Regions from separate parts of the Homo sapiens genome. Here region 2 is linked to region 1. Evidence: chromatin loops called from intact Hi-C (ENCODE). Cell type or tissue: HepG2. All regions are shown on one strand. Each heading gives the region's core, and the rest is flanking DNA. Links, peaks and the distances in the headings are about the cores only. Region 1 overlaps ANO6 (anoctamin 6). Region 2 overlaps ANO6 (anoctamin 6).

Region 1 (10,233 bases), core at 1,011-9,010:
TTGAGCCCAGGAGTGCAAGTCCAGCCTAGGCAACACGAGGAGATCTCTCTTTAAAAAATTATAAATTCATATCCAGCCACTGCCCATCGTGCTGTTGCTGCTGCTCAGAGGTAAAACAGGGAAGGAGTCAAGTGCAACTCTATCAGTAGAAGCCTTTTTCTTGTTCAACCTTCCACAGCCCAGTAGCCTCAGGTAATTTTTCAGAAGCAGGATATCCAGATCAGGCCCCAGCCATTCTCTTACTGCTGAAGGGGTAGCAACCGCAATGGCTATCTTAACTAAGGACTTCACCAAGTGCTCTGAATAAGGCAGCTATCTGAGGGAAACTCAGACCTCCAGTGGGGAGGAGGAGTCTCAGAAAGAAGCACCTGGCCCTGTGCCACAGGGTGCTGATCTCTTTCAGCCTACAACACTCACAATGACCTCCTCTCCAGACCATCCCATTGATGCAGGTGCTCCACACAATTACTTGGGAGCCTTTTTTTTTCTTTTTCTTTTTTTTTTTTTTGAGACGGAGTCTTGTTCTGTTGCTAGGCTGGAGTGCAGTGGCGCGATCTCGGCTCACTGCAACCTCTGCCTCCCGGGTTCAAGCGATTCTCCTGCCTCAGCCTCCTGAGTAGCTGGGACTACAGGTGCGTAGCACAACGCCTGGCTAATTTTTTGTATTTTAGTAGAGACAAGGTTTCACCATGTTGGTGATCTCCTGACCTGTGATTCGCCTGCCTCAGCCTCCCAAAGTGCTGGGATTACAGGCGTGAGCCACCGCCCCCGGCCTCGGTAGCCTTTTTACTGCAGCATTTCTCAACTCTGAATATGTAACTTTTATAAGGGGCTTGAATCTATGCTGTTTTCTCCACAAATAATCAACTCCTCGTGTCTCTTCTTTCATTATACTTTGATAGTTGATTCTGTAACTTAAAATTATATTCAGGTGCTAGTTGGTAACTACTTCCTACTACTCTCCTCAGTAGATGGGGTGGGGCATGGTGATGGATGGCAGGCAGGAACACTGCCTTCAAATTGGGAAGCTCTTTATTTAATAGGTCTGTGAAGGCCATTTCTTCTAGAATCCCAACCTGGACTTCAATCATGTGATTATATTCTCCAGGTGGCCAGGCATAGCTAAGGAAATTTAAGTATTTTTACTCCAGAAAATATCACAATTTAGTTCTTTAGTTGAGATCTTACAAAATAAACAGATTATCTGACTACAGCTAAATCATCTTAGAGATTCAAGCTACTTAAAATTTCTTAAATATGCACTTAACATGTTAATTACAGAAATAACAGAAATGACATATAACTCAGATTGCCCCTCCCTAGGGAGTAATAATCCTGAGGCTTGTTCCAGGATTAAATGTCTTAAATTACTGGTCCTTTGTGGTTTCATCTGAGGCCTGCTTTTGTCCTTGTCCTTTCCTTTTATGCGCCAAATTTATACAGGCATCAGACTTTCACACATAATAACTATCATTTACTTGGCATGCAGGATGAGCTAAGCATTACAGTAGGTCTTAGATACACGACAACAGTCACTAAGGTATTTTACGTGTGAAGGCTTTAGGTAAATAAAACATACCAGTGACCATCTGGGGAGAACAGATGCCTGCAAATGGCTGGGGGAGCCCAAGAAGAGACTCCTAAAGCAGCCTGGCTGGGAGTTGGACGAGGTAGCCCCTGGTGGGCATCAGCAAACAACACCCCTTTTAAAATAAAGGCCTTAGCAGCAGCCTTAGAAGCAAAAGTTTTTCTCTGACCTTCTCCTGCCCGCGTATCTCTCAATCCCCTTCTCCCCTGAGGCTGGCCACAGAAACTAGAAGATGAGTTTAGAAGCCAGAATTCCTTTTGAGGGATTTTTTACAAAATTATACAGAAAGGTGGAGATAAAGAAATTCTGGCCATAAGATTCTGGCCATAAAGTACTTATCTGATCTACACTGTTTGACTGTAGGTTAAAATCCACATTCCAGAGAGTCTTACCCAGAAAGAAGGAATGCTGCTTAGAGAGGTCAAGAAGCGTCTGGACACACAGGCCTTGCTGGGTTTCCCCATTCTGTCTATTCGCATTAGATCAGACCCTTTTTTCCAATTGTGTTTCTACATGGCTGTCTATACTTTCTTGAATCTAAGCATAAAAATGGACAATTTCCCCTGTATCTTTGGGTCTTCATTCTGAAGGTTTCCATATCATCTAAAACTATGATCAAATAAATTTGTATGCCTTTTATCCTATTAATCTGCCTCTTGTCAGTGATTTTCAGCAAACCTTCAGAAAGCAAAGGGGAAGTTTTCCTTTGGCCTTGACACCCCTAAACCATGTCCTTATGGATGCATAAGAGGAAGTGAGAGACAATCTAAGAGGTTGTTGTGATAGGAAAACCCAGGCTGGAATAACAGTGATGGTGGTAGTGGGGATAAACAGAAATACATGGATTCCGGTGACATTAAGGTATTAGAATCAACAGGCCCTGCAGGCTCATAGGAAAGGAAGATGAGAAATGCTTAGACTACGAGTCCTGTCTGACTTTACCTACTGGGTTCACTAAGTAAGAAGGGCCTTTTAAATCTAACTCTTCCTTCACCAGTTTCAGCAGGAAATCTTAGCTCCCATTATGTAGACAGAGTAGAAAAAATAGATGCTATTACATGGAAACATTAAATTATATAACTGAATCAACCAAATTATATTTATTCCTTCAACCAATAAATGTTTGTGGCACTCTTGCTAAACGTAAGCACTGGGCAAGCTCTGGAAATACAGCAGTAACTGAGGACTTTGCCTTTCCCCATCCTGTCCCATCTACCCACTCCTCCTCATGGGAGAGGTGGCATATCCCTTCTGATCATAGCCCAAAGCCTCCTCCTATGCCATGACTCCCATTCCCACAGGACTTCTTGTGACTTCAGCACTTTTTACTGTGACTTCAACCTACGCTTCATTTTCACCTTTGTCAACATTTTTCATGCTCAGATTTATTCCATCTTAAAAAAGTAAAAAGCCTCTCCTTAGGAAATGTATCACTATCAAATGTTAAATGTGCATATACTTCGACCTCACAAATTCTACTTAATTCCTGTACACATTTGGAAAAATATAAATATGCATAAGTACGTTAAGATGTTGAGTGTAACATTATGAGAGACACCAAAATTTCTAAGTAAAACTAAAATATCCAGACAACACTACAGCACAATAGAATAGTATGCTTCTACTTTAGGGAGTAACATGTCTATAATATACAGAACAAAAACACAAACTCTGGCCAACGACATAGCAATAAAGCCAATTTTTGTAATGTAAGTGTGTATGAGAGAGCGAGCAATAGCACATGTACAGAAAAGTCTTGAAGGATACACCTCAAACTATTAACAGTGGCTATATATGAGAGAATGCAATTATGGAGATGATTCTCAGTTATACTTTCTAATGTTTAGAACTTTTACAATGACTCATTGTAAAATATATTGCTTTGTAATCAGAATAAAACAATAAAGATAAAAGGTTATCAAAAAAGTTAAAACAACTTTAATCAGCCTTTCCACTGCACCTATTGCATTATAACATAGTCCTTACTACTACTGATAAGGTCAAAGTACGCTGGCACTCCTCTACCATGGACTCAGCCCCCATCAGTCACCAGCCGGCTCTAAGGTCCATAGTGACTTGCATGCTGCTAAACCTAATGCCCATTTTACATTTTTGCCTTACTTGACATCTCAATGAGCTTTGACACGGCTGGCCACGACTTCTTTTGAAGACTCTCTCCTCTTGGTTTCATTCTCTTAGAGGGTCTTCCATTTCTCTGATTTCCTCCATTGGTGCCTCCTCCTTGACTGCGCCTTGACTTCTGAAAATATTCAGGGCTCCATCCAAGCCCTGCTCCTCTTTGTCTGCTGGCAACTGTTAACACAGGTAGACTAAAGGTTCCAAATGCATTGCTCTATTTCAGCCATCTCTTCTGAGCCACAGATTCACATATCCAACTGCCTATGCAACATCTTGACTTGGAAATGTCCCAGGCATCTCAGACTCAGTATTAACACACAGGACTTATGCTTCCCTCTCAACCACAAACACACTCAAAGCTGTTCTTCAATATTTCTTGTCTGCATAAATGGTAACCCCCCTTATTTGGCTGGTCAAGCCAGAAACCTGGTTGTCATCCTTGACTAGCCTCCCTTCCGCATCCCCCACAGCCAAACATTCACTCTCCTATGGTGCTGAAGAGTTCTTGACTGTCTTCCTCTCTTCATCTCATCCTGCCAAGCCCCTTGCATCTGTTATTGGGACTATTGCACCAACCTCCTGACCGCCCGCCCACCTGCCAGCAACTTTCATCCCCTTTTAATCACTTATCTTTTCAGTAGCCAAAGCAATCTTTGAAAATAAAATTCTGACCCAGTACTTTTCTGCTTTAAATACTTTAATAGCTTCCCATTAGGAAACCACTTTCAAATTTAAGATAACAAACAGATGTTATTTCTGTAATGGGGAATGATATGGTTTGGCTGTTTGTCTCCTTCAAATCTCCTGTTGAAATGTAATCCCGAATGTTGGATGCAGCATCTAGTGGGAGGTAATGGACCATGGGGGTAGATGTCTCATGAATGGCTGAGCACCATCCCCATGCTTATGAGTTCTTGCTCAGTTCACATGAGATCTGGCTGTTTTAAAAGAGTATGGTATTCTCCTCTCTCTCTTGCTCCTGCTCTCGCTATGGGACATGCTGCCTCCCCTTCGCCTTCCGCCATGATTGTAAGCTCCCTGAGGCCCTCCTAGAAGCAGATGCCAACAGTGCACTTCCTGTATAGCCTGCAGAACTGTGAGCCAAAATAAACTTATTTTCTTTATAAATTACCCAGTCACAGGTATTCCTTTACAGCAACACAAGAATGGAATAACATGGGAAAAAATAAGACCAATGATTTTTAAAGAAGGCTGGTTAAAAAGAGACTACAAGCATCATGAGGACAGAAGCTGTACCTATTTAGTTTGCTGTAGAACCTCAGTAGTTAGCCAGAATCTTTGTACACAGTTGACCCTAATACATATTTACTAAATGAATAAATAAGGTAGGGTTGAGGAAGATATATTTTTGTTCATTTTTTGTGCCTTGTTTTATAAGATGAAACTTGTATTCATATTACCTATTCACACACACACATATACACATACACACGTTGATGGAAAACAGTGAAAGAAAAACACAGGAGGATCACTGATGGAGAGAGGCATAGGTGAAGGCATTAACATTTATCAGAAAGATGACAGATGGGAGAAGCAAAGATGAATGTAAACATGCATTTATATATGCATTATATATAAAATATACATATATTCTCTCTCTCTCTCTCTATATATATATAAAAACACATATATGATACAATTTACATGCACACAATGTATATGCATTTTTGGAGGAAGGGAGATAAAAGAAGTTGAGGCAGTAGCCCCTGCAGGTTTCCTTTCCTTTCTGATTTAAGAAAATGATCTACTGAGAGGCCAAGAGGGTGTGGAATAGAGGAAGACAGTGAGAGTTTGAAACAGTTTCTGTGATTGATAGGAGAGCATCTGCTGACTCGGTGTGCCAGGATCAGTTTCCATTCTGCTGGGTTTTTCTTCTGAGCTCTGTAAATATTCAAGACTCCAATTTTCTTTTTGGCTTCCTGTCCCAAGGCAATGTTTTCCCAGAATCAGTGCAAGAATCAAATGTGTAACAATAACCAGGAGAACTATGCAAAATGATTCCTACACCTTGCCTGATGGAGATTCTGTGCTAGTAATTGGTGAGGGGTTGGGTCCCATGTACATGGCAATTTGTGAAGCACTGCCCTTTGGTCTGTAGGCCACAGGGTCACTGATCTCACAACCACATTTTCTCCTCAGTCATTGTACTGACCACAGCTGAGCACACTGGGTTACTGATCAAACTCGTCACTCAAAGTCACGGTGACATGCCATGTCCACTTTGTCTTTCCATCCAGCTGAGAAGCAGCAACTTAGAAAAGAGAAAAAAAATATACAGAGATGGGCGTATTATCTTTTCAAACATGGCTTTGATGGGAAGGACACATTTCCTGATGGGTGCTCCCAGGATGGCCATCCTTGCCAGAGGGCAAAAGGGGAAAAAATAGACCTCTATTATCTTTCCTGTTCTTCTGTTCAAAACTAACATTTTATCTGGCTATTGAGAACATGAATCCAAGTGTGCTTTGGAGCTGAACTGTTATCAGCTGAAAATAGCCCAGAGGAAAAAAAATCCACAATTTTTAACCTTTTAACAGCTCTTGTTCATGAAATGTGGGTTGCAATTTTACCTGACTTTGAAAATGTCAGAATTACTGAGACTGACTAAAAAATACAAGGAGAAACTTAACTTCACATTTCTTCAACTGGCTGCCACAACTCTGTTTCCTATTCCGGTGTTCAGTTACATACAATTATCTCAACTTCTTGGAAATAAATCTATGCGTAAAAAGAGATCTTAAAATCATTTTTAATTCCTTAGTCTTATGGAACAGAAATAATGACAAGGCAGGATGCCCAGGATTAAAGAGTTTGTAGCAAATGTGGGAATGGAACCCAAGTGTCCTAAACACTGACCCAGGGGCTTTCCACGTACTCGCCCCATAATGTAACAAAAGAATTACGGTGAAATGGGGACTCAGAGGTCACACAGAAATTTGTTTCAGAAGTGTGATCAAATGCCTTGTAAACAATTAAAAACTCATGTCGGTGAAACTTTATTTAAAGATGGAAGACTGAATATATGCATTTAGCTCTGCCCCCTCCTCAAGTACTACCAGAACATAAACCAATAAAGACAAAGAAAATAGAGGAGGAGAGACAGTAACACAATTTGGGGAGACATTGTGTTAGGCAAGTGCAACTACTTAGCCAATTGGAGAAAGCTAAATACTAAAATAGGAAAGCCTCGAAGCAATTTCATTTAAATTATAAGCCCTCAAGAGGCTGGCAGCACAGGCTCCTCTGGAAGTGGGACTGAAGGTAGGGCAGGAGAATGGTCGTAAGTCTGTTTATTGAGGAGTTGGACCTCCAGATTCCCTTCCTCAAGGCTTAAAGACAAGTGGTTGCCTCCCAACCCCACCCTACCTAGGAAAAGACTTGAAAGGTATTCTCTGGAAAGAGTGAACAGAGGCTCTTCAGACAAGAGGATACTAGGCACAGTTGAGGATGGGGATCCCATACTGAAAAGACAGATTACACAAAAGATTACTGCTGAATGTTGAGACTCCTAGACTTCTACTTAGCTTTCTGACTAGCTGTATTTTCTCTTGGTCTGATTAACTTGGAGGGGTGGGTGGAGGGACGGCCTAAAATTACTAACAGAGTTTCCTAAACAAACAGCCAAACAGGTCACCCTAAAGTGAAGTGCATAATTGCCAAATGCCATCCACTACTACAGAACTTCCAGCCATCTTTCTAGACAGCTACTCAAAAATTAGAAGGGACAAGACTTCCCAGACACTGAGAGGGCATCTAACAGAGAAACAGCAAAGCAACTTGGTGAAGAGGGAGAAATCACATGAAAAAGACGCTTAAAACAAACAACAAAAAACTCTTGCATCATCAGAGATTGAGAAAAGTGCATCCATGAAATAAGGACAAGATGTTACCAAAGGGAGAGAGGGAGAAAGAGAGAAATAGTCAAAGAATAAAAAAAAGAGCTTTTGGAAATTAAAATGATACAGAAGGCTTGAAAGATAAAATTCAGGAAATGTTCAATAAAGTTAAGCAAAAAGAGGTGAAAAATAGGAAACATGGAAAATTGGAGAACCAATTCAGGATAGCCAATATCCAAATAACAGACGTATTCATGGATTAGACAAAATGGAAGGCAAGTAACTGTCAAAGAAATTTCCCCAAATTGAAAAGGATTAGGAATTAAAGAACACCTTTCTCCCACGACTGAAAACAAACTGAAGGACACTTTTTTCCTTTAAAAAATGGAGTTGGGGGTTGGGCACGGTGGCTCACACCTGTAATCCCAGCACTCTGGGGGCTAAGGTGGGGAGGATCACTTAAGGCCTAGAGTTCCAGACCAGCCTGGGCAACACAGAGAGACCCTGTCTCTACAAAAAAATTTAAAAATTAGCCAGGTGTGGTGCATGCATATAGTCTTAGCTACGAGGTGGAGGGTGGTTTGAGCGGGGAGGATAGCTTGAGCTAGGAGTTTGAGGGTGGAATGAGCTATGATTGTGCCACCTACTCCAGCCTGGGCAACAGAGCAAGACCCTATCTCTAAAAAATACATATAATAATTTTTTTAACTTAAAAAAATGAATTGGGTGGGGCTTGCCATAGTGAAAGGGTCTCCTGAGTTTCCACCATACTAATCATTATGGAATTTCTAAGTACTGCGTTCAAAGAAAAAAATCCACAAAATTCCAGAGCGGAAAAGTTTTTCATACAAAGGATCATAAGTCAGAATGGCAGGAACTTTTCAAGAGCAACTCCTGAAAGTAGAAGGCTTCAAAATTCTGAGAGCAGATAATTTCCACCTTTGAATTATATACTTAGTCAAGCTGTCAACTGAAAGCCAGAGAAAAATACAAGCATTGTCAGACCCGCAAGTTTAAAAAAAAATTACCTGCCTTTAACCCTTTCTACATAAGACACTGAGAAATATGCTCCATCAAAATAAAATAGTAAACCAACAAAAAATAAGACATAAATGTAGGGCTCCAATACAAGTTCTCAGGATGGTGGTGAAAAGGAATCCCTCACTCGGCTGAGGTCTAAAGACCAACCTGGGCAGCGTGGAGGAGATCAGAAGGCTGTGGGAGGAATCTCCCCCAAAGGATGAATTTGACAGGATTCCATGCATGGCTGATTACACTGAGAGGAGATTTACAATTGGGTAAAAGTGTGAGGTTGAATTATTCATAACTATATGAAAAACTAATAATATCAGTATCTGCTGTACAGTCTCCAGAGGAAAAGTAATCAAACTATATTATATAGCTCATCTGTGGAAAGTATTACATAGTTATAATAAAGTAAACACTGCATACTGATCTTACCAAAATTATAACACAATTACAATTGAGGGAATGGGGTTGGGAAAGTTTGTGAGAGAAGGGAAGGGGGCTGGAGTAGGTGAAAAAGAGCTAAATACTTCTGCATCAATAGATAATGCCTAAAACTGAAAAATAGATAAATTATAATTTAATTATGTTAACCAGAGATATAGAGGTAATTACTAAAAGAATCAGCTACAGTTAAAAATCCTGGCCTCTGGGGAACAGCGAACAGAAAAGGTGATGCAGCTGGTTTTCATAACAAAACCTGCAACATTATTTAATTTTTGAGTTATGTAAACATTCTAACTAATTATGTAAAACTTTGACTAAAATAAAAACTTTTCATTTCTCCCCCAATTAAAAAAGGCGGGGAGCTCATGGCATGAACACATATAAACGTAAGAATCACTGTTCTGGCACCTACTATATGCCAGGCACGTGCTAGATGCAGAAGATAAAACAGAAAATGTCCCTTTTTAGGAAGCTTATATTCCACAATAAAAACTAAATATAAGTACTTTTAAAATAACTGACTCTGCTTGGAGATATGAAGGAAATAAACAAGTTGATATAGCAGAGATTAAGAGATGGAAGTATTTCGGGTAGGGTGGGTCACAGGAGCCTCCCTGAGGGGTGATATTTGAGACATGAAGTATGAGGAGTTGGCTATGCAGGGCTAAAAAAAAGAGCATGCAAGGAAAAAGAAAAAACAAGACCATAGTTCTGAAGCAGAAAGTATCTTGGTGTGCTCAAAGATATGATCAAAGATCGGTGTGACTGCAGGGCAGTGAAGACATGAGAGGCTGGGGAACAAGTGAGGTAAACACTGACAGGTAAACAATGGGATGGCACCACACCATCACAGAGCATACTTCTGTGGCAGGAGTGGAAACGACAGACCCAGTCATTAGACTAATGTTGAAGTCCAGGTGACGAAGCTGGCCTAAGATGATAGTAGTGGAGACAGAGAAGATACTCAAAATCATTTTGAAGGTAGAAGTACTGGGGGGAGAGGAAGGACAATAGAAGAGAAACCAAGGATGATATACAGGTTTCTGACTTTGTAAATTGGAAGGATGGTGGTACCATTTACTGAGATGGTGAAGACACAGAGCGCAGAGGCAGGATGGGGTAGATGGGACATGGAAGCAAATCAAGAGTTCCTCCCTGAACATGAGACATCCATCC
Region 2 (10,233 bases), core at 643-8,642, 110 kb before region 1:
TTTAAGTCTGCAGAAGTTTCTGCTGCCTTTTGTTCAGCTATGCCCTGCCCACAGAGGTGGAGTCTGGATGCATTAGGCCTTGTTGAGCTGCGGTGGGCTCTGCCCAGTTTGAGCTTCCTGGCCGCTTTGTTTACCTACTCAAGCCTCAGCAATGGTGGACGCCCCTCCCCTAGCTAGGCTGCCACCTCGCAGATTGATCCCAGACTGCTGCGCTAGCAGTCAGGAAGGCTCCTTGGGCATGGGACCCACTGAGCCAGGCATGGTAGAGAATCACTTTGTCTGCTGGTTGCTAAGACCTTGGGAAAAGTGCAGTATTTGGGCAGGGGGTGTCCCGTTCTTCCAGATAGTCTGTCACGGCTTCCCTTGGCTAGGAAAGGGAAATCGCCCGACCCCTTGTGCTTCCTGGGTGAGGCGATGCCCTGCCCTGCTTCAGCTCGCCCTCTGTGGGCAGCACCCACTGTACAACCAATCCCAATGAGATGAACCAGGTACCTCAGTTGGAAATGCAGAAATTACCCGTCTTCTGTGTTGATCACGCTGGGAGCAGCAGATGGGAGCTGTTCCTATTTGGCCATCTTGGCAACTTCCTTTTTAACATTTTTTTTGAGACAGAGTCTCACTCTGTCACCCAGGCTGGAGTGCAGTGGTGCAGTCTCGGCTCCCTGCAACCTCCACCTCCTAGACTCAAGCAATTCGCCTGCCTCAGTCTCCCAAGCAGCTGAGATCACAGGTGAACACCTGGCTAATTTTTGTATTTTTAGTAAAGACAGGGTTTCGCCATGTTGGCCAGGCTGATCTCGAACTCCTGACCTCAGGTGATCTGCTGCCTTGGCCTCCCAAAGTGCTGGGATTACAGGCGTGAGCCACCATGCCTGGCCTTTAATTTTTTTTTTAATGTTTTTGAAATTTATTATAGTATATGGTTTAAAGTAAGACTTTAACATTTATTGTCCCCCCAAATAGCTAACAAGTATTCCATTACTATTTATTGAATAATCTCCACTTGTCTGATGGATTTATAATGCCTCTTTTCTGACATATTACATTTTTATTGCTATCAGGGGCTATTTCTAGGCTTCATGTGCTATTCTTGAATCTGGCTCTTCTTGAGCCATTAAAACTCACACTAAATTATTACATCACTAATATGATTCCATCAATAAGCCTAAAACTAACTTAGTAAGTACTGATATTTTACAGAAAATGTGTTTCTATCTAGAATCATTCATTTAATTATCATTCATTCAGATCCTTTACAACTTTCAAGAGTTTTTATGTTTTCTTTGATAGTTCCTATTATCTTTTTGTTAAGGGTATTCCTAGACATTTTATTTATTTTTTTTTTGAGATGGAGTCTTGCTCTGTTACCCAGTCGAGTGCAGTGGTGTGATTTTCACTCACTGCAACCTCCGTCTCCTGGGTTCAAGTGACTCTCGTGCCTCAGCCTCCCGAGTAGCTGGGACTACAGGTGTGTGACACCTTGCCTGGCTAATTTTTGTATTTTCAGTAGTGACGGGGTTTCATCATGTTGGCCAGGCTGGTCTTGACTCCTGACCTCAGGTGATCCACCCACCTTGGCCTCCCAAGGTGCTTGGATTATAGGCATGAGCCACCGCCCCTGGCCAACATTTTATTTTGATTGTTGCTGTTGGAAAATTTTAGAATTCTTAATGCCTTCCATTTGGTCTTCACCAGAAACTGGAAAATCCTGAATCACTGATTTAACAGATGAGGTGAAAAGAACTAGAAGAACCTCTGTGAACAGATAAGGTATCTCGAACCTTGGGAGTTGCTCTATGTGGTGGCTAAAATAGTTATCTGGAAATATCTGTCTGTCTCTCTGAGACCATATAGTTTCCAGGCTCAGCATTTAGTTTCCTCAACATTTAAAATTAGATATTAAAAAAATCTGTTACATAATAAAAACATTTTTAATCATTCAAAACATTTTTGTGATAGAATTACCCAGAAAAAGACAGCACTGGCACAGAGGGTTATCCGTATACATTTTCCCCAGGCAGTAAAGGGAATGCGTTCTTCTTCCTAATTACAAAAACAAAAAAGTTTAGTCAATCAAGGGATTACTGTAATAAAATTATTTTTCTCCTGACTCGCCAATAAATCTTAGAATTAATTTTAAAAAATTAGTTTGCAAGCATAGTCTCCTTACTCATAATTGCACTTTTTTGTTAACAATTTCAAAGTCACACATCACAAAACATGTGCAGTGTTCATTTTAATAAGTTTTTGGAAAATGCAAGCATGAATAAACTGTTTATCGGCCACGACCCGAGCTCAGGAATCTGGGTGTCTGATGGTGCCAAGCTGCAAAGCTATACTTCTGGGCTTGTCTTAGGTTTTAGAAATCGCTGTGATGATAGCGCAGAGCACAGGCAGGACAAAAAGTTTCCTAGATGTCTGCAAATACTAGGTATCCACTATGTGTTTCTTGGTTGGGCTTTATATATTAACTTTGAATAAATTTTTAGAGGATTTCCATTTTATAGTTCATAAAAATATATTTAAATTCTTAAGAGTAGAAATCAACCCTCTACATGATTTACCTGTATTGTAAGAGCAGCCTAATAACAGCTGCAAATACTTAAGAGTATTTAACTCTGTGCCAGGCACTATTCTAAGTAGCTTCTATACATTAACTCAATCCTTAGCTGCGATCATGAGGAAACAACTGTATTATTCCCATTTTATAGATGAGGTCACTGAGGCACCGGGAAGTTAACTAATTGGTCCAAGATCACCCAACTAGTAAGTTGCTGTGGTCAGACATGAACTCTGGCATCAGAGACTTCACCATCACACTATAGGCCTCTCTAAACAAAGGGAGGGTATGTGGGCAATGAAAGTGAAACGAGGAATAACCATAAAGAAAAAGGAACCTTCACTTGCAATGTTTTAACAAGTAACACTTCAAGGGAAATTTAACTTATAAGCTGGCAATTTTAACTATAAAATTGGCAGGTTTAAATGACCAAATTGTCTTTTCTTCAGTATTTTTCCCATGTTGCTGGTATTATAAGATTTTTTAGTGCTCAAACTACTTCATAAACATCTAATTTTGTTTAAGTTTTGGCTTTCATTTCTGAATATACAATCTTTCAACAACATATGCTTTGACCCTGTCCTCTCTAGTAAACAGCAGGAACTATTCATAATGGGGATTATTTGAAGCTTTTACATTGCGAAAGACAAATGTCACTTTCTACTGGTAATTGAACCTCGTTTTTTCCCATTTGTAAAAGGAAGAGGTTGAACTGTTCCCTCTGGTTCCTTTTAGTGCCAACATTTTGTAAATCTGTGATTCAATTTATAAAACCTATAGTTGGGAACACTTTCAGACATTCTTGGTAAAAGCATTTTCTTTCCAAGAGCTATTCGTATTCAGAACCTACTGTTCTTATGCTGATGACTGCAAGTACAATCAGCTCAAAGTTTTCTGTGTTGATGGAAAGAAGCAAGAATGCAGATGATTTAAAAATCATCTTTCAGGGACTTTGGAATATTTATACAGACAGAATATAGTTTTTTATCTTTGGAGTAGTGGTAGCAGCAGCAAATCTACCTTTCCAATGACATAAAATACCTAGCACAGTACCTGAACAGAGTTGGACCTCAAAAAATACTTTCCTTCTTCCTCCATCCTTTCTCCAACTTTAGGATAAAGGCCACACTATTTTCTGCACATCCCAACCAGAAGGTGGAGCAGTGACTGAGGCTTACTGCAAGATAAAGGGGCAGCTGGTCTAGGATGAATAAGGGGCTGGAATAATGAAAGTATACGTGAAAAATTGAGAATCAACTATAAAAACCAGTGCCTCTTTCCTTATATCACTATGTCACAGTAAAAATTATTTTTTTGTATTTTTACTGTTTTTATGAAAGAAGGGGCCCCATTTATCTCCTGTGTCTACTGTTCTAAGCAGTGCTTCTTCACTTTGGCTGCACATCAGAATTACCAAAGGAGCTTTAAAAAAAACCCCTGTGCTCAGAATACCCCCAGGTTACTAAGTACCAGAGTATGTAGTGATGGAACTCAGGTATCAATATTTTTTAAGCTCCCCCAAGTGATTCTAATGTGCGGCCAAGGAGGAGAACCACAGCAGTAAGTAGATTAAACTGCACCTAAATACGACCCTGCTTACCTGAGTAATCTCATTTATCACTACGTGAGTACATCGTGCTTCGTATTCTGGTCGGGCTTGTTCTTCCTGCTGTAACTCAACAGTATCCCATTCATACTCAAGTTCTGCCTGGCGTCGCTTCCAAAACTCCAAAAACAAGGTAACTAACAGAGAGACAGAAGAGCTTGTGTGGATTTTCAATGATGACTGATGTTTCAGAAATCTGTACTGAATAATATTAATTATCCATTGTACTGGCCTGTTTTCACACTGCTATAAAGAACTACCTGGACTGGGTAATTCATAAAGGAAAGAGGTTTAATTGACTCACAGTTCTGCATGGCTGGGGAGGCCTCAGGAAACTTAAAATCATGGTGTAAGGTGAAGGGAAAGCAAAACACGTCTTACATGGCAATAGGAGAGAGAGAGCACGGAGGAAAGTGCCACAGCTTTAAACCATCAGATCTCATGAGAACTCACTCACTATCATGAGAACAGGATGGGGGAAATCCAACCCCATGATCCAATCACCTCCCACCAGGCCCCTCCCCTGACACATGGGGATTATAATTCGACATGAGATTTGGGTGGGGACACAGAGCCAAACCATATCATCCATAATACTTTTGTATATGGCAAATCAAATCTAAATTATAGGAGATACTACTATTTAAAAGGGAAAAACATGATTTTAAAGAAAAATGTTGGTAATTTACAACATTATGAAATAGACTATAGATGCTGGGAAAGGCAATGTGATGGTCAGAAGACATGTGAGTATGTCTGACACTGAAGCATATGTTCCAGCACCTTATTGCCAACTAAAACACAAATAATGATCACAGTTCCAAAGGAGCTCATGATCCATCCTTCATCTGCTTTTCCCCGTGCCCTCATTCTTGTACTCTCCTTTCCTTCCTAAGGGCCTACAGGGGAAGAGGAATACTTTAGGATGTCCCAAATAAATTAATATTCATTCATACGGAAAACTAGTATTTTTCTCAATCTTATATAATGTATGACTAAAATAATTTTTTAGGAATCATTTTTCAGAATTTTTAACTTTAAATAGTAAATAAAAACATTAAATGTTAATTGAAAAAATGCAGTTTCAGGGTAAATACCCCATGCCCTTCTTCTAATCAGACTGCGAACCCTAAGTCCTTCCTATAAAAAAATTCTGTAATCACCACTCTTCTATTTACAAACATTCTTTGAGTGTCTACTATCAGCTGGGAATAAAGAGAAAACAAGACACAGTCCCTGCTTCAAGGAGCTCCTAGGCATATGAGAATTATGCTGTCCTTGAACTGACAGGTATAGTTGATTATTAAGAGGGCTATGATAAAGGTAAGCACAGGTTGCTCTGGGCACACAGAACCAGAACATTTAACTGGGTGTTTCGGGGAAGGCCATCCCAGAGGAGGGGACCACAGTGATGAGTCCTGAGATGCCTCAGAGCTGATCAGGTGAAGGTGGTGGTGGGTGGAACACTAAGGCCACCTACCCCCAGGGAGCTGCGCATGCAAAGGCACGGAGGCCAGAGGGCCAGGTACTTTCCCAAAACTGCAAATAATCTGGTAGTAAGTGAAAGGTGTGATGGAGGTGGGGCAGCCAGGTAAGAGCTCTGCAGGGGCACATCACAAAGGGTTTTCTGTGCTTTGAAAGGAGTTTAGAGAGTTTAACGTACAGATGGAGGAGACTTTGAAGGTAGTCTAGAGTGAGACTAGGGGCAGGGAGACCTGCTGGCAGGTACATGATGCAGCAAGATCCTTGAGGGACGTTGAGAAGGCAGACGGATGGATGCAGGTATGACAGATGGATGCAGGTATGACAGAAGGATGCTAGCCAGGTTTCTGACTTAGGCAATATCCTAAATTCTAGTGGCATTCCTTGGAAATAGGAAGTGTCTTAAGAAGGTCAAGTGTGCAAGAGGAGACACCTGGTTTGGTTATGATCAGATGCAATGTATGTGGACTACTCAAGAAGAAATGTCCAGTAGATAGGTAAAAGTCTACAACATAGGAGGAAGATCTGGATTGAGATGGATTTTCATTGTTTTAAGTGGCAATTGGGGCCATGAGAGAATAAGACCATTAAATGAGATGCAGGGTAGTAATCACACCCTGGCTGCAGGTAAGAAGGACCAGGGAGCTTTTACAAAATACTGAGCCCAGGTACCACCCTGTAAATTATAAATTATGATTTTTGGTCTGGAATGGGGCCTGAGCATAGTTGTTTTGTTTGTTTTTGTTTTGTTTTGTTTTTAAGGTTTAATACGCAGTCAGGGTGGAGACTCACTGAAGTAGAGAGTGAAGAGAGCCAGAATGAAATCCTGCAGACCCTGCAGCAGGCAGCCTGAAATGCAGGAGGCAGTCTTGGGATGCACCTGTAAGGAGCAAGAATCCAACACTCCCCAATGGCAAAGACAACTGAACATGTTTAAAAGCACTCACTTCCTAGCAGTGTTTGTTTTGACTACTACTTTTCCAGTAAGTTAGAGTAGAAATAACCTGGATGTTGGAATCAGGATCAAATTGTTGAGTGTTTTATATAGAGGGTGATGGCTACTGAGAAACAACCCAGACATTTGTGCTTCTGTACCTGCCCAAGGGGAAATGAAGTGAGTATTGGCTTCTTTGTCAATGGGATGGAAATCTAGAGGGCACCATGTCCTTTTGTGGACTGACATGTGACTGGCTGGTCTTGGTGCCCAGCTGAGCCATGCTGGTCTCAGGTGGCAGATACTCCCCAAAGAGACCCTGTTGGGAGGAATGAGCCACCCATGAGCCAACCCTCCCTAGGCTGCATATGAAGCAGCATAACATACACCACCCACTTACCAAAGCCCAAGGTTCTGCATCCCCTTGATAAACTCCCATACATCTCCATCAACAGAGGACTCTACTTTTTAATCTACCAAGAATCCTACTGCCAGTATTGCATATGCCCCCACCCCTGAAGCTCCCTCAGCTCTGTCTCCCACTCTGTAATTATGCAATCATTCCAGCGGTCATGTGCATTCTCTCAGAAAGGGCCCATTTTATTCCCTTTGTCAACCCTTCTTCTGCCCTTCAAAATATTAATACATAGCACTCATGCATCCCAACCTATATCTGCTTCTAGGTCTACTGTCTATCATACCCACTGGAATGTCACCTTCACATGTGCAGGGATTTGGTTTTGTTCATAGCAGAAGCACTACGACATAGTAGGCATGTAACGAATGAATGCACTGAATGAACAAACTGAAGGAAACCACCCAGAAACTGGAGGACCCCCACCACCTGGGGAATAATCCACTCAGAGGTCCCAGCTGACTCCAACTGCTCACCTCTACACATAACCACCCACTGTCCTTACTTCCTGCTATGCTAGTCTACTTGGGCCTTCAGTACCTCCTGTACAGATGTACCTTGATTTATCGTGCTTTACAGATAGTGTTTTTATCTTCTTACAAATTGATTGTTTGTGGCAACCCCACGTTGAGCCTCTATCAATGCCATTTTTCCAACAACATGTACCCACTTTGTGTCACATTTTAGTAATTCTCACATTTCAAATTTTTCATTATTATTGTATCTTTTATAGTGGTCTGTGATAAGTGATCTTTCTTTGATGTTACTATTGTAATTGTTTTGGGGCAACATGAAGTCCACCTATGTAAGACAGCAAAATTAACAAATGTGTGTGGTCTGACCATTCCACTGACTGGCTGCTTCCCCATCTCTCTGCCTCTCTTCTGGCCTCTCTATTCTTTGAGATGCAACAGTAGTGAAATTAGGCCAATTAATAACCCTACAATGGCTTCAAGGTGTTCAAGTGAAAGCAAGACTCACACATCTCTCACTTTAAATGAAAACTAGAAATTACTAAGTTTAGTGAGGAAGGCATATCGAAAGCTAGGCCTCTTGTGCCAGTTTGCCAAGCTGTGAGTGCAAAGGAAAAGTTCTTGAAGGATATGAAAAGTACTACTCCAGTGAACACACAAATGACAAAAAAGTGAAACAACCTTATTGCTGATACGGAGAAAGTTTTAATGATCTGGATAGAAGACCAAACCAGCCACAATATTCCCTTAGACCAAAGCCTAATTCAGAGCAAGGCCAGAACCCCCTTCCACTCTATGAAGGCTGAGAGAGGTGAGGAAGCTGCAGAAGAAAAGTTTGAAGCTAGCAGAGGTTGGTTCATGAGGTTTAAGGAAAGAAATCATCTCCATAGCATAGAAGTGCAAGGTGAAGTAGCAAGTGCTAACTGGCAGCAAGTTATTCAGAAGATCTAGCTAAGATCATTGATGAAGGTAGCCACACAACAGACTTTCAAGGTAGATGAAATAGCCTCCCATTGGAAGAAGATGTCATCTGGGACTTTCACAGCTAGAGAGAAGTCAACGCCTGGCTTCAGAACTTCTAAGGACAGGCTCACTCTCTTGTTAGGGGCTAATGCAGCTGGTGACTTCATGTTGAAGCCAACGCTCTTAGATCATTCCAAAAACCCTAGGGCCTTTAAGAATTATGTGAAATCTACTCTGCCTGTAATCTAAATGGAACAATAGAGCCTAGATGACAAGCACATCTGTTTATAACATGGTGTGTTGAATTATTTTAAGCCCATTGTTCATAAAAAATTACTCTTTTAAAAAAATTACTGCTCATTGGCAATGCATCCACTCACCCAAGAACTCTGATGGAGATGTACAGAGATTAATATTGTTTTCATGGCTATGAACACAACATCCGTTCTGCAGCCCATAGATCAAGGAGTCCTTTTACATTTTATTATTTAAGAAATACATTTAGTAAGGCCACAGCTGCCATAGATAGTAATTATTTGGCTAGATGTTGGCAAAATAAGCAGAAATCTTCTGGAAAAGATTCACCATTCTAGATGTCATTAAGGACATTTATAATTCATGGGAGGAGGTGAAGATGTCAACATTAACAGAAGTTTAGAAGACGTTGATTCTAACCCTCATGGATGACTTTGAGAAGTTCAAGACTTCAGTGGAGGAAGTCACTGCAGATGTGGTAGAAAGAGCAAGAAGAACTAGAAATGGAGTCTGAAGATGTGACTGAACTGCTGTAGTCTCATGATCAAACTTGAAGGAATGAGAAGTTGCTTTCTATGGATCTGCAAAGAAAGTGGTTTCTTGAGATGGAATCTACTCCTGGTGAAGATGCTGTCATTACTGAAACGACAACAAAGGATTTAGAATATCACACAAACTTAGTAGATAAAGCTGTAGTAGGGTTTGAGAGGATTGACTCCAATTTTCAAAGAAGTTCTACTATGGGTAAAATGCTACCACACAGTATCACATGCTAGAGAACTCTTTTGTGAAAAAAGAGTCCACTGATGTGGCAAACTTCATTGTTGTCTTATTTTAAGAAATTTGCATAGCTACCTAAACCTTCAGCAACCATCCTCCTACCTAATCAGTCAGCAGCCATCAACATCGAGGCAAGACCCTCTCACAGCAAAAAGATTAACACTCTCTAAAGGCTCAGATGATTGTCAGCATTTGTAGTAATAAAGTATTTTTTAATTAAGGTATGTACATTTTTTGACAAATGCTATGCACACTCACTAGACTATAGTATAGTATAACCATAACTTTTATATGCACTGAGAAACAAAAATTTGTGTGGCTCCCTTTACTGTGATACTCGCTTTCTTGTGGTGGTCTGGAACCTTACCCACAGTATCTCTGAGGTAGTCCTGTACCTAGCAAGAGGCCAGGATAACCCTAGATGGAGAATATACCATGAAGCATTGACAGTTTACTGGTGAGATCAAGCTTTAGCACCTTGACTGTGGGGAGGAGTCCAGGGTCAACATGCTGAAGGAATTATCATGGGTACTCTTCTACCTTACAGACTGCAAACATACTCTTCCAGCATAACCATTTTTTAAAGTATGTTGTGACTAAGCACATTAAAATCTTGTTGCACTTTGACACCTACAGGCATAAATGAAAAACTGGTACTTATAAGCCTGTTAAAATTAGGCTGGAAGATGGGTGGTTTCTTATTTTTCCGATAGAAAGAAGGGTCTGCACCTGTGTCACATGAGGTAGAACCAAGGAGACTAAACT

What was found. A loop is a pair of places that touch in the nucleus more often than their neighbours do. Peaks named below come from ENCODE experiments on the same cell type or tissue, not always from the same donor. Only the 100,000 strongest peaks of a DNase experiment are listed, where the experiment ranks them.
Region 2: it touches region 1 in a loop (3-fold over the local background); 9 of 110 quality-filtered maps call a loop at or near these places.

Annotation. Positions count from the first base shown.
Region 1 is chr12:45,276,003-45,286,235 of GRCh38, reverse strand. All of the region lies in intron 1 of ANO6 (anoctamin 6), which reads right to left. Among named protein-coding and RNA genes, the nearest start is that of ANO6, 65 kb to the right of the region's middle. In HepG2, for the core only: no CTCF peak of the experiment used is centred there; DNase peaks (open chromatin) are centred at 1,985 and 5,895.
Region 2 is chr12:45,382,231-45,392,463 of GRCh38, reverse strand. It overlaps ANO6 (anoctamin 6), which reads right to left. Exons shown (of 20, transcript NM_001025356.3): 11 at 4,161-4,303; 12 at 1,966-2,043. It overlaps LOC105369743 (a long non-coding RNA gene), which reads left to right. Exons shown (of 7, transcript XR_944886.3): 7 at 1,696-1,772. Among named protein-coding and RNA genes, the nearest start is that of ANO6, 170 kb to the right of the region's middle. In HepG2, for the core only: a CTCF peak has its summit at 3,720 (motif pointing right); a DNase peak (open chromatin) is centred at 3,723.